Regions from separate parts of the Homo sapiens genome. Here region 2 is linked to region 1. Evidence: chromatin contacts called from ENCODE Hi-C or POLR2A ChIA-PET data. All regions are on one chromosome and are shown on one strand. The core of a region is the stretch at or near the end of the contact, and the rest is flanking DNA. Distances in the headings are between cores, read along the strand shown.

The links. A loop is a pair of places that touch in the nucleus more often than their neighbours do. ChIA-PET counts read pairs that join two places held with the same protein, here RNA polymerase II (POLR2A). Pooled maps may share reads with other maps.
Region 2: a pooled map shows a loop between it and region 1 (3-fold over the local background). The contact joins two enhancer-like sites. A Hi-C loop is called at or near these places in 12 of 168 maps with a recorded cell type or tissue (A673, CD4-positive, alpha-beta T cell, CD8-positive, alpha-beta T cell and 6 more), 20 of 37 single-sample maps with no recorded cell type and 29 of 50 pooled maps. POLR2A ChIA-PET finds 5 or more read pairs at or near these places in 1 of 52 experiments (activated T-cell).

Annotation. Positions count from the first base shown.
Region 1 is chr1:209,860,426-209,866,854 of GRCh38, reverse strand. No RefSeq gene overlaps it. Among named protein-coding and RNA genes, the nearest start is that of UTP25, 36 kb to the right of the region's middle. Within about 2 kb of position 2,919, at least 2 of the 41 ENCODE cell types and tissues checked have a DNase peak (open chromatin) inside an H3K27ac peak, as active enhancers do.
Region 2 is chr1:210,392,156-210,398,584 of GRCh38, reverse strand. All of the region lies in intron 4 of HHAT (hedgehog acyltransferase), which reads right to left. Among named protein-coding and RNA genes, the nearest start is that of HHAT, 66 kb to the right of the region's middle. RefSeq lists an enhancer at 4,586-4,880. Within about 2 kb of position 4,169, at least 8 of the 41 ENCODE cell types and tissues checked have a DNase peak (open chromatin) inside an H3K27ac peak, as active enhancers do.

The sequences.
Region 1 (6,429 bases), core at 1,670-4,169:
ATTTCATATTGTTCAAACACACATGTTCTACAGTCAATTTGTACAGTTAACACAATAGTGGTCCTGAGGTGACATACATCCTCAGCTTACGAAGATAACAGGATTAAGAGATTAAAGACAGGCATAAGAAATAATTATAAAAGTATTAATTTGGGGAACTGATAAATGTCCATATTAAAATGAAATCTTCACAATTTATGTTCCTCTGCCACGGCTCCAGCTGGTCCCTCCATTCGGGGGTCCCTGACTTCCCGCAACACTTTTCTGTAGCAAAATATTTGCAGGCTTCTGCAAAGATGCCCTACAGACTTTATCCTAGACTGGCTGGAGAAAGAAAACTAAAACATCAGAATGCTTTCCCCAGGCTATACACAGAGGGTGGGAGTGGGTGGAAGGAAACAAATAGGGCTGAAGTGTGGGGTACCACACTTTTGCAGCCCACATGGAGGAAGTACCAAGAGTGTAGGCAGATAAGAAACAGATTTTCAGCTTCCCCTTCTAGTAACCACACCTCCACAGGCTTGTATTTATTCCTCCCCGATGTAATTTCCTCCTGGAAGTGTGGCCTCCTTTCTCAGTGGCCTTTTTTTTGGACAGACTGGTGAATCTATATTTGCATTAAAGTCTGGGCAGAAAGGGGACCTGAATACATGTTATGGGCTGAATTGTGTTTCCCCAAAATCCCTATCTTGAGATCCTAACCCCCAGTAGTTCAGAATGTGACTGTATTTGGAGATTGAGTCTTTAAAAAGGTAATTAAAGTGGGCCAGGCGTGGTGGCTTATGCCTGTAATCCCAGAACTTTGGGAGGCCAAGGCAGGTGGATCACCTGAGGTCAGGAGTTCAAGACCAGCCTGGGCAACATGGTGAAATCCCCGTCTCTACTAAAAATACAAAAATTAGCCGAGCATGGTGGCAGGCACCTGTAATCCCAGCTACTTGGGAGACTGAGGCAGGAGAATCCCTTGATCCCGGGAGGAGGAGGTTGCAGTGAGCTGAGATCACACCATTGCACTCCAGCCTAGGCAACAGAGTGAGATTCAGTATAGAAAAAAAAATTATTTTTTAAAAAAAGGTAATTAAGGTAAAAGGAGGTTATTAGGGTGGGCCCTAATCCAATCTGATATGCATCCTTATAAGAAGAGAAGGACAAAGACAGACAGACAGAGGGAAGACCATGTGAAGACACAGGCAGGTCTCAGAAGAAACCACCCCAGCTAACACCTTGATCTTCGACTTTTAGCCTCCAGAATTAAAAATCAGTTTTGGTTATTTACTTATTTATTGTTTTTTGAGACAGGGTCTCACTCTGTCAACCAGTCTGGAGTACAGCCTCCGTCTCCCAGGCTCACTGCAGCTTTGATCTCCCAGGTTCAGCAATCCTCCTGCCTCAGCCTCCCACATACCTGGGACTACAGGCATGTGTCACCATGCCCAACTAATTTTATAAAATTATTTTTTGGAGAGACAGGATCTCACTATGTTGTCCAGGCTGGTCTCAAACTCCTAGGCTCAAGTGATCCTCCTGCCTCGGCCTCCCAAAGTGCTGGGATTACAGGCATGAGCCACCGTGCCCAGCCAAATTTTAGTTTTTGAAGCCACTCAGTCTGTAGTACATTGTTATGGCAACCCTAGCAAACTAACACACTACTCCTTGCAGGATGTTAGTTGCCCACCTTTCTCCTGCAACTCGTGGCTTTACAAGGTTGAGAGCAAAGTCCCTTGAATTAGGGTTTTGCTTCCCGCCTCTGCCCTATTGTTTACTCATAAGAAGAGCATTTGGGATGCTTTGCTGTTTTGTTCCAAGTATATATTCTGTTTATAAAACTTAGGAGTATAAGGAGTATCACCTTTTCTCTTTTTCTTTCTTTTCTTTCTTCTTCTTTTTTTTTTTTTTTTTTGATGGAGTTTCACCCTTTGTTGCCCAGGCTGAAGTACAGTGGCACGATCTCCGCTCACTGCAGTTTCCACCTCCTGGGTTCAAGCGATTCTCCTGTCTCAGCCTCCTGAGTAGCTGGGATTACAGGTGCCCACCACCATGCCCAGCTAATTTTTGTATTTTTAGTAGAGATGGGGTTTCACCATGTTGGCCAGGCTGGCCTCGAATTCCTGACCTCAGGTGATCCACCCACCTCGGCCTCCCAAAGTGCTGGGATTACAGGCATGAGTCACCATGCCTGGCCTCATTTATTTCTTTAAAACAGCTGTAATCTGCTCCAAACCTCATCCCTCCTGATTGACCAGAAAGTCAATTTCAGTCATACTTGAGGCTCCCCATTTCAGATTTGTGCAAAAATCCTGGAGGTCTTATAGAGGCTACAGCATTTAGGGAAGGCCTTCTGACCTGGCCTTCAGTTTCTCTGGTCTCTTTTTGTTACAGTAGGTAGCAAAAAGCAGGTAGCTCATGTCTGCTAGTCAGACATGAGCAAGGCAGGATAGGCACCCCTCCACCCCCACCCCCACCACCCACACACACACCAGGAATGTTAGGCAATGATCAGGTGATGGTCAGGTGACTGTTAAACTGTCTTGTTAAAATAATAATTGGTTTCAGCCAGAGCCAGGGGAAGGCTTTCTCCCAATAAACAGAAACACCTGAAACTGGTGATCAGCAGCTTCCTGATCCCAGGAGCTGGGTAAGTGGGCTCAAGTATGCACATTACAAGGCAAAATGGCAAAGCTTAACTGGTATATGACCTTTAGAGACATTTGACTGGCAAGGGAAGAATGTCTCAAGTGAACATGTGTACAATTCCAGTAAACACACTGTGCGTGCTCCCCGCCCCAGCACTAGCAGGCCACTGTGCATGTGGACAGCCCACCCCAAGGGAAGAATCAGGGGATAAGGGACACAAAGCCCCAGAAGTATGCCAGCGTCTAAAACCCCAAGTCAAAAGGTCAAAACTGCACACTTGATCTCTCAAGTCACCTTCTTGGCCCTCTTCCAAGCGTACTTTCCTTCCTTTCATTCCTGCTGTAAAGCTTTTTAATAAACTTTCACTCCTGCTCTAAAACTTGGCTTGGTCTCCTTTTCTGCTTTATGCCCCTCAGCTGAATTCTTTCTTCTGAGGAGGCAAGAATTGAGGTTGCTGCAGACCATTATGGATTCGCTGCCATTAACCTGTTTATCTGTTTATTTTCCAAACTTCTATGAGTGCTTAAAGGGAGCAATGTCATGGCTTTTGTGCCATGCTTGGACAGGAAGGTCTTTGCAATACCCTTCCCTCCTGTTCTAGGAGAAGCCTCAAAACTCTTTTCCTTTGGCTGCTTCTGTCTCCCCCTCCTCCACCCTAGCTTCAATGTCCTCTAATTACATGACACGCCAACAAAGTTCTCTTGGCCTGGAAAATGCTGTTCACCCTTCTCCCAAAGCTCCCCAAGGCAAAGAACACAAGACCTGGTTAACTTTTTGGTAGCAATTTGCAGAAACATTTAGAGCAATAAAAATGGAGCCAAAATTAGTATCTTCACAAGTCACCCTGCTTTGTTTTGATGGAGTGTAGGGAAGCCACTACACTCTCCAAGCCAGATTGCTATCGTGGAACAGCTGGAATTCTGTCACAGATGGGGCAAGAAGAACTCAGCTGGCATTTCCTCTGAGTTCAGGTTCCTGTGGGGAACAAACACAGCTCTACAGATGATGGCTGCTGGCTTCGATTCCTTTCCGTGCCCAAGACTCTCAAGCAGCTTTTTTCGACCCGGGAGTTAAGTCAGTACAGCCAGATTTAGCTTTCTCCGCAGGTTTCATAACAGATAGAACAAAACCGGGATATCTCCCTGCCCACCCACAGGGGATGGGAAGAACTCTGTGACAGGTGTTCCACAGCCATTCGCCTCCTGTTGACACCTCCTCACCCTGTGGCTGGAGGTGGAAAGGGAAACAAAAAACGTGAATTCCAGGGTGCAGGGCAGCCACTTTCTGAGAAATGATTAGGACCCCAGAGAGGAGGAGTGCTCAGACTCTGAGCATCTCATTAAAAAGGATCAGTCTGCTACTGTGGTGCTGGAGCTGGGGTGATGCGGGTGGCTGACGGCTCACTGCGGGCAGTGAGGGGCGGGTGACCATACTCAGACTCTGCATGTCCTTCATATGCAAAATGCCTTCATTTAAGTGGCTCCCAGAAATCCAGCCTTTTGCAGGAAGGCTTCTAAAGCCTTTTAGGAAAAAAACAAACAAAAGAACTAGTATCCCTCCTGCTAGATTTAGATTTTCCCGCCTATCAGTCTTCATCCCTGCCTCTATGACAGACAGGCACACACACCACACACAGTCATGAGCACATGGGTGTGTGCACACACAAACACATACACATCCCAGGGGAATGGTTCATTTTGTTTGGAAGTTTGTTCCTTTGTCCCCATCTGGAGGTACCAGGATGCCTGTCCCCTTTCTCCTCACTCTCGGATTTGCCACTCGCAAACCAAGGTATCAGGTAGTTCTTTGGGGTTACAGTGTCAGTTTTCCTCTTCAGTATATTCGTGGAGCTTTGCTTGAGGGTGGGACAAAGGTGTGCAGAATGAAACAATGAGTAAGATATGAGTGAATGTCCTCAGCCTCGCAGGTGGATTTAGACAACCAGTGGGAAAGTCTAGAGGAGGGCACGATTAAAGTTCATAGCGAGCTGTGATGATTTCACAGAGATTATCATTTGAAGGGGGCCTTGAGAGAGGAGAAGTTCAGCAGGGGAGGAGTAGTGATTGGGCATTCTGGACAAAGGAAACAGGATGGTCAAAGATCTCTATTACCTGACCCTGTTTTATTCTCTTCCAACATTTAGCACCATCTGAAATTGTACTTTTATCTAGCCTCTAATTCTTTCTTTTCTGTCTACACTATGCACTCTAACTCTATGAGTGCAGGAAATATGTGTGCCTCATTCATTGCTGTGTCCTAAGTGCCTAAAATAATTTCTAGCACATCGTGGGTGCTCAGTACATATTCACAGAATGGATAAATCAATGCTCAGACCAAGGAAAAGGGAGAGAAGGAGACTCTTTTTCTTTTCTAATGTATGTGGTTTCATTTCATCCTTACAATACCACTCAAGAAAGACATAATCATCTCTACCTTACAAATAAGGAAACTGAGGTAAGCAAAGGTAACTTACTGGGAGTAAAAGGTAAAGCTGAGATTAAAAGCCTAGTTTATCAGTTTGTAAAGTGTAGATTATGCCATGAAGACTAATGAAGGTCTGAACTAAGCAAAGCTGTGGGAAGGAAGTTAGAGAGGTGAGCTCACGTTTGAGGCAGTGGGTTGATAAAACTGACAAGACTCGGACACAGATGGAAAGGGAGAAATTCCCTTGCAGACTCATCTCCATCTGAGTGGCTGGTCCTGACCTCCCTCTCCACTGGATTCAATCACATGGGGATTCAGAAAAAAACATGTGGCATTGGCCACTAGCCAGTTGTTTAACTTTGGGAGACCTGCCCAATTTCTCTAAGCATGTTTTTCCCCTGCTATATGGTGATAAGCAATCAGCTGGCTTTTAAGGGTTGTTGTGAGATGACTGATGTACATCAAGCACCCACAACAGTGCCTGGCCCACAGTAGGTGTTCCATAAATATTAATTCACCTATCTTTCCCCATGATTTCCTGATGTCTTTTGGCATGGGAAGTACTGTTCCCAAGAGGAGGACCAAAGGGCAAGTGTGAGGACATCCACCCTGGCCTAGGTACGGGAGTGGATAGTCTCAAGAAGGAAGGAAGTGACAACCTAGGCCTGGGGGCAGTGGATGGAAAAGAAGTTAGGGAAGTACCCAGTAGAGAAAATCTCCCCGTCTCTGAGAAAAACTCTAACCCCTCTGGAAAAAGGTTAGACAAGAAACCACAATTCTAAAGGGATTATGGTCAATCTCTTCTCTGCAGAAAGGTGTAGCCAGAGTGTGGTGATGGGGAGCCAGGGGGCTGTTGGGCTTGGGCCTCATATATGTAAATTTGGTTGTGAATTGGGTTATGAATAACCAAATGAAGCTACTCACAGTTATTATCATTTAGAGTTTGTTAAGTTAGTTTTTAAGAAATTAGTTGTGAGTTTAAATATGCCATAGAACCTATTGGAGATTTTCCATTTCTTAAAAGGTAATGTTCACTATTCCATAAAATTATTTCCTGAAATAAATACACGATTATGAAATCATTTTAATGTGTTAACTTATAAACAAATTCTATCACAGTTGTTTGTAACTCTTTGAATTTCTTAATTTCCTATGTATTTAAATTGTTAAATAAAATAAAATAAAAAAAAGAGGCCTAGGTCTCTGTCTTCTCCAGCTCTGAGAGCTGCCAGGCACAAGCCCCACAGCCCAAGGCCGGCACCCGAGGGGAGGTGCAGATCTCCTTACTGTACTTGTTTACAGCGCCACCTGGTGTTCCTAACGCATAAGCGCCCTCACCCCTAAGAGTTGGAATTTGCTAAGTAAAAAAGA
Region 2 (6,429 bases), core at 2,920-5,419, 530 kb before region 1:
TGAAGCTGCTTCAACTTGGAAAATGCTGAAAGAAGCTTCAGGAAATACTTGATAGTGCTGTGTAAACCCCATTTACTTGAGAGACTATGATGAATTTAACAGTGGTCTCCAAAGCCACCTTGGGGCAGAAAAATTTGTCCCATATTCATCCCCCACTGTTTCCCTACTGCCAAACAGTACAGGCAGACGACACTTAATACTGTTCTAAGACATCACAGGACACGCTCTCACATGAGCCTCATGTTCTCTACCCATCTTAATATTACCCATTGATTCTCCCCAAGTACAAGCAACTCTACTATATACATTCATGATGCACAGGCAATGAAAAGATGTGAATAATGCAAAAAGAATCACCTACACGAAACTGTTGTATATATTAGAATCCCACTAAAATGTTGATTTTCATACTTTGTCTATAAAAATGCTATTGGAATGAATCCTATCCCCAAAACACCATTAAAATACTGCAAGAGGAGAATCGCTTGAACCTGGGAGGCAGAGGTTACAGTGAGCCAAGATCGCGCCATTGCGCTCCAGCCTGGGAGACAAGAGTAAAATTCCATCTCAAAATAAGTAACAAACAAACAAGTAAATAAAATCCTGCTAGAGCAGAATCAGCCTCCCATGTCTTGCAATCCAACTGGCATCATGGCAGGGCAGTCCCCATTATAGAGGTAGCCCTTAGGGCACAGCTGCCCAACCACGATCCCTCCCATGCACATACCTAGATCTCAAGCACTATGAAGAGGGTTCTAGGATAAAAGGGTGACATGGCCCAGCAGGGTGGGCAGCAGCATGGACGGCCTGCTTCTTTGGGCAGCAGAAGAGCTTTTTCTAAGCATTTCAAAGGCCAGTTTCATCAGCAAAGGCCTAAAGATAGCCCTGTCCCATCCATCTCTACTCCAAATGTGCTTATGTATTTATCAACCTTTTTTCTCTCTTAAGTAAAAATGCTTAACTATCAGTATTAAGCTTCTGACATCAACCAGGCCAGAATTTTTTTAACTTTTCAAAAAAAAAAAAAATTGTGTTGCATTTTGTTCCAAAACAACACTTCTGACTCATCACTAGAAAGGCTTTCAGATTTTTTTCCCCAAGTTCTCAGGGTAATAAGAGCAGACATACAAGATTTGGTCACACACATACTGTACGTCAAACTCAAGTTTAAAAACCCACCTAAACACCAAAATAGCCCAATTCATTTAAATTACAAGGTTCAAATTATGAAGATGATTGGGAATTACTTGTTACTTGAAAGAAGACAAAGAATCACATTGATCACATAAAGTGTATAGGTAAAACATGGCCTCAATGTTGGATTGTGATGTTTCTGATTTACAGATTCCAGTTGCATACAACTTTTATGTAATGTTCTTTCTCAGATTTTTGAGATAGTTGTATTCACATATACATACAAGAGACATCCCTTGTATACTTTACCCAGTTTCTTCCTATGGCACATTTTTTAAAACCACAAATATCATAACCAGGATATTGATGTTGCTGCAATGCACCAAACTTATTCAGATTTCTCTAGTTTCACTTCTATTAATTTATGTGTGTGTTTAGTTCTATACAATTTTATCACATGTATAGGTTTGGTATCTACCATGGTAAAAATGCAGAACAGCTCCATCACCACAAGGATTCCTTGTGTTGCCATTTTATACCTCATTTACCTCCTTCCCACTCCTCTGATCACCCCCATCCCTAATCCTGACAACCAGTAACCTCTTCTCCATTTCAAAGATTGGCTTTTTTCACTCAGCGTAATTTCCTGCAGATTCATCCAAGTTGCTGTATCAATGGTTTGCTCCTTTTCATTGCTGAGTAGTGTTCCATGATGTGGATATACCACAGCTTGTTAGCCATTAACCTACTGGAGGCTATCTAGGCTGTTTGCAATGTGGGGCTATTACAAATAAAACTTATGCAAACACACATGCATAGATTTTTGTGTAAAAATAAGTTTTCATTTCTCTGGGATAAATGCCCAAGATCACACTTGCTGGGGTGCAAGGTAGTTGCATATTTAGTTCTATAATAAACTATAAAACAGTTTTTCAGCATGGCTGTAGCATTATACTTTCCTGCCAGCAATGCATGTGTGATCCAGTTTATTCACATCCTTGCCAGCATTTGGTGCTGTTACTATGTTCTATCTGAGCCATTCTGGTAAGTGTGTAATGACATCTCGTTGTGGTTTTAATTTGAATTTATCATGCTCTTTTAAAAGGTATCAAAGCATGAGTGACCTGAAGCTTGAGATGAGCTTGCTGGAGCACAGGATGACAGCCCCACCGGAACTACTCTGACCCTCACTCAATGGTCTTTATTCCAGGTTCTTCCATTTCTAATAGGAGATGAAACAGAAAGCCGGGGAAGAGGGGAAGTGTTTAAAAGGCTGATGAAAAATAAGAAAGTATACTCTATTTTTACAGCAGTGGAGACAAAGCCAGACTGAACGCTATGGCCTTTTTGATGAGACATAGATCTTACTAACCCTGGTTGACTTAAGCAGGCATCCTTCCCCTCTGCTCCCTGAGTCTACACTGAACCACTCTCAAAATGGGGTCTGACTCTACTTGATAGTCTCCTTAATAGGCTAAACTCCTGCCTTGTTTAGATTACAGTAATGTAAGCCCAGAATCTAGCACAGTGCCTAGCATATATCACGTGTTTCATAACTATTGGATGGAAGGATGGAGAGAATAGTTGCATGGATGGATAGCTGGGTAGATGGATATGCTTTCCCAAGTCTTGGGATTTAACCTTGAGATCATGACTAAGAAAAAACAAGAAAATAGCAGTAAAATGTGGACTTTGGAACCCAATAATGTGAAAACCTACTGTCTTCCAAAGTCTCTACTTGTCCTACTTAACCCCTTATAAACAATGGCTGTTTTGCTAATGTAGGTAGAATGGAAGAGACATTTCACATCTCACTGCCTATTACCTGTTTGCTACTCACAGCATCTCTTAACAACTCCACTTCTGTTGGGGGAAATCTCCAATAGTTAACAACTGATGGGGCACAGGTACCAATCCAGGAAAGTGGATACCTGTTATAGAGGCTTCTATCCATCACCCCAGCAGAGTCTCCCGGGAGAATAACCAGTTGAGCTGGCAGAGCTCCAAGGATTGGTGTCAGTGCCCTTAAGAAAAGACTACAGATTTGCCCTCCTTTCTTTTGAAATCCATACTCTTAACCTTCTTCATAAGGAGTCAGGAAAAACTGCCAGACAATGCCCCTTCTCACACCATCTGTTTCTACTTCAGCTCATTCTGTGCCAAGGGTGCCAAGTGATAATAGGGTATGCCTGGTGGGTTCCCTCCTTAGAGTTTACCTCTGTAGGGAGGAGTGAAAGTGTAGAGCCTTGGTCAGAATTCCTGTTGGCAACATTATCAGACGTCCCTGCCTATTAATTCTTTTTGCACATCTGCCAAGAAACCACTCAATGGGAGCATTATTCGGAAAATAATAAAGGGAATCAATCAATCTTATGTATGACACAATTTATTACATACTACATAATCAATAGCAGCTGCTACTGAAATATATATGTATTATATATATACATACATATGTATATATAATCTCCCCAAACAGAAAAATACAACCCACCCATCCCACAGTCTGAACAACTGCATCCCATTTCCTGGGAGCAAAGGCCAGCAGGCCCACGTAAAAGGAATTTCATCCCTCCTTAGACATGCACTGATGGAGGTAGAAGGGGCTGATTCCAGGAAAACCATTAGCACATGAGATTTCTATTCAGTGGATAGATTTGGGACTGTCCTGGAAAAGAACCCTGCTCCCTGCAGCCTTCCAGAGGTTGGTTAACTCATCTCACTCAGCACCATGGGTCAGGCTTCTCAGCCCTTTGCATTACCTGCGCCTGATGAGCTCAGCCTGTCAGTCAATTGCTAATGATGTGGGTTCTCCCGTCAGAGGCACAGTGAGAACCCGGCTCTGTGGTTAGCAACAGCACCCACCCTCAACCCTACACCAGGCCAGTCTTCTCAAAAAGTTCACACGGGGGTATTTTTTGGTTCTGAGGGCAGAGAACACAATGTCTCAGGTGGTAGTGAGGCCACAGTTGGCGTTCATGAAAGGAGGCAACTGTCTGACCCGTGACATCCAATCCAATCATAACAAATGCACAGCCAAAGCTGAAAGCCATGATTCAGCCTTCCCTCCAGGGGCACTGGCTCCTGATGAAGTCTCACCAAAACCCAAAGAGAGAGCCTTATCCAGGGAAAGGGTGTTTAACTGAGCCAAGGAACTCAGTGGAAAGTTTTATTTCTTACCATGGCAAAAAAAAAAAAAAAAAAAAAAAAAAAAAAAAAAAGATAGATCATGCTTTTGAAAATAAAAATAACCTGTCACCTCTCCATGGGAGGAGGTGGAATGAGCCAAGGAAGAGACGAGATTAGATAGTAGATAAAGGAGGAGGCTAGAATCCTTCAGGGCTTAAGGCTACAACAGCAAGAATTGCTAAAGCCTGTCCCTGCATAGTGTTGCCTATAGTTTAGGATGCCTCAGAGAATGGGGAGAAAAAAGGACAACTGCAGCCTAAATCTTCCACTCTGAGTAAGTACCAAAAACAACTACCCGAATTAAGGCCATCTGGAACACTTAGTCCAGGTGGTGAAAGCAGAGAGCTAATGAGGCCAACGCTGTGGTTCATACTTATGTAAGGGCCAAGCAAACTCAGACAAAGAAAGCACTGTGCCCCAGCCACAGGCAGAACCCGGCCCACCAGCTGTCTCACAAATCAAACCCGTGGTCACCCAGAGGATGAGAGAGGCACATACAGAGGGAGATGACTCAGTGCTCACTCTGCCTCATTCCAAGAAAAATGCAAAGGAATACCTCCTACTGATATTGGATAAGATGTGCTCTGCAGAGAAGAAGCCTAGTCCACCTGTCCACCCCTGCCTGGTAACAAGATGCAGAAAGGTGAAATAAGTAAACTCCATTTCCTTCAAGCCACAGCTCAAAAGCCACCTTCTCGGAGGCCTGCTCTGAGACCAGAACGGCAGGTGAGACCTACACCTTCTCCCATAGTAACGTGCCCAGCCAACAACATCAGGTACAGAAGAGTGAGCAGTATTTGCTTTCCTAACTTCCCACTCAACTGTGACTCCCCAAGGGAAGGGGCTGTGTTTCTCAATCCTTTCCCCCAGGACCCAAGACAAGCTTGAAAAGACCATCAGTATGGGAACATTGGTATGGATGCTAGACATGGCCTATGCCCTTGAGGATTTTGGAATCTCAAGACCGTCACCTCCATTCTTGAACACCATAAACTGCTCCCAGGAGCAAATGCCAGCAGATGACAGCAGCAGACACCATCTATTGGGCTGTCCTCATGTGCAAGCATAACTCTGAAAAACATTTGATTATCAGACCCTCTCCACAACTCCACGAAGCCAGCAGTGCCATCCTGCTTGCACAACTGTGGAAGCAGCCTTAGAGATATTCAGGAACTTGTTTAAGGTTACACAGCTTGAGAGTGGCCAATGCAGGGATTGACCCTAGTGCTCTCAACCACACCAAATACTGCCTCCCACGAGAGGAGAAGCAAGAACTCAAAGGTACAAGCAAATAAAATGAAGGGACATCTATATCCTAATATAGCTAGATTTCTGCCAATGTCAGGTGCGAAACAGGAGCTGAACGTGGAGGAGGTTTGGAAAGAGGGAGGGGCATCTAATCAGGAACAGGTTATTAATATCAGTCATGCATTCTCAACAAGGGTTGTATCTCCTATAAACGAGGTGGGGTGGGGCAGATTTTGTAGGCTAGACCTAAGGATAGAATGGAAATTAAAATTAGTAATGACTGGGCATGGTGGCTCACGCCTGTTATCCCAGCACTTTGTAAAGCAGAGGTGGGAGGATCGCTTGAAGCTAGGAGTTTGAGACCAGCAAGACTCTATCTCTATTATTTTTTTAATAATTTAACATTTGTAGAAGATTAGTACTATATTTTATCTAAGTTTTAGGTTACTTGTCAGTTATCAGGGGCTAGAAAACCTTACTCCTTATGCATAAAGCACAGACATACGCACAGTACATGAAGAGATATAAACAGGATATCTGTAGTATTAAAATTTCACAGAGGAGAGATGATCAGGGAAAAAAATTATCTAGAAAGGTGCCCTGGGGACAATACTGAAAAAAATTTAAGAAACACTGATCTACAGGAAGCAAACAAGGAGGAACAAGAACAAGGGTGAGAGGCAAAGGAGACCCATCAGAGGAGGCCATGTGGGTCCTGATGTGTATGGCCCAGAGACGTGGGGAGGACAGATGAAAAACACAGTGTCCCCAGGGCAACTCCCACCTTTCCTTCTGCCCATCATTTCATTCTTCCATGTGTTCAGTTAAAAATATATGAAATATCCGGCCAGGTGCAGT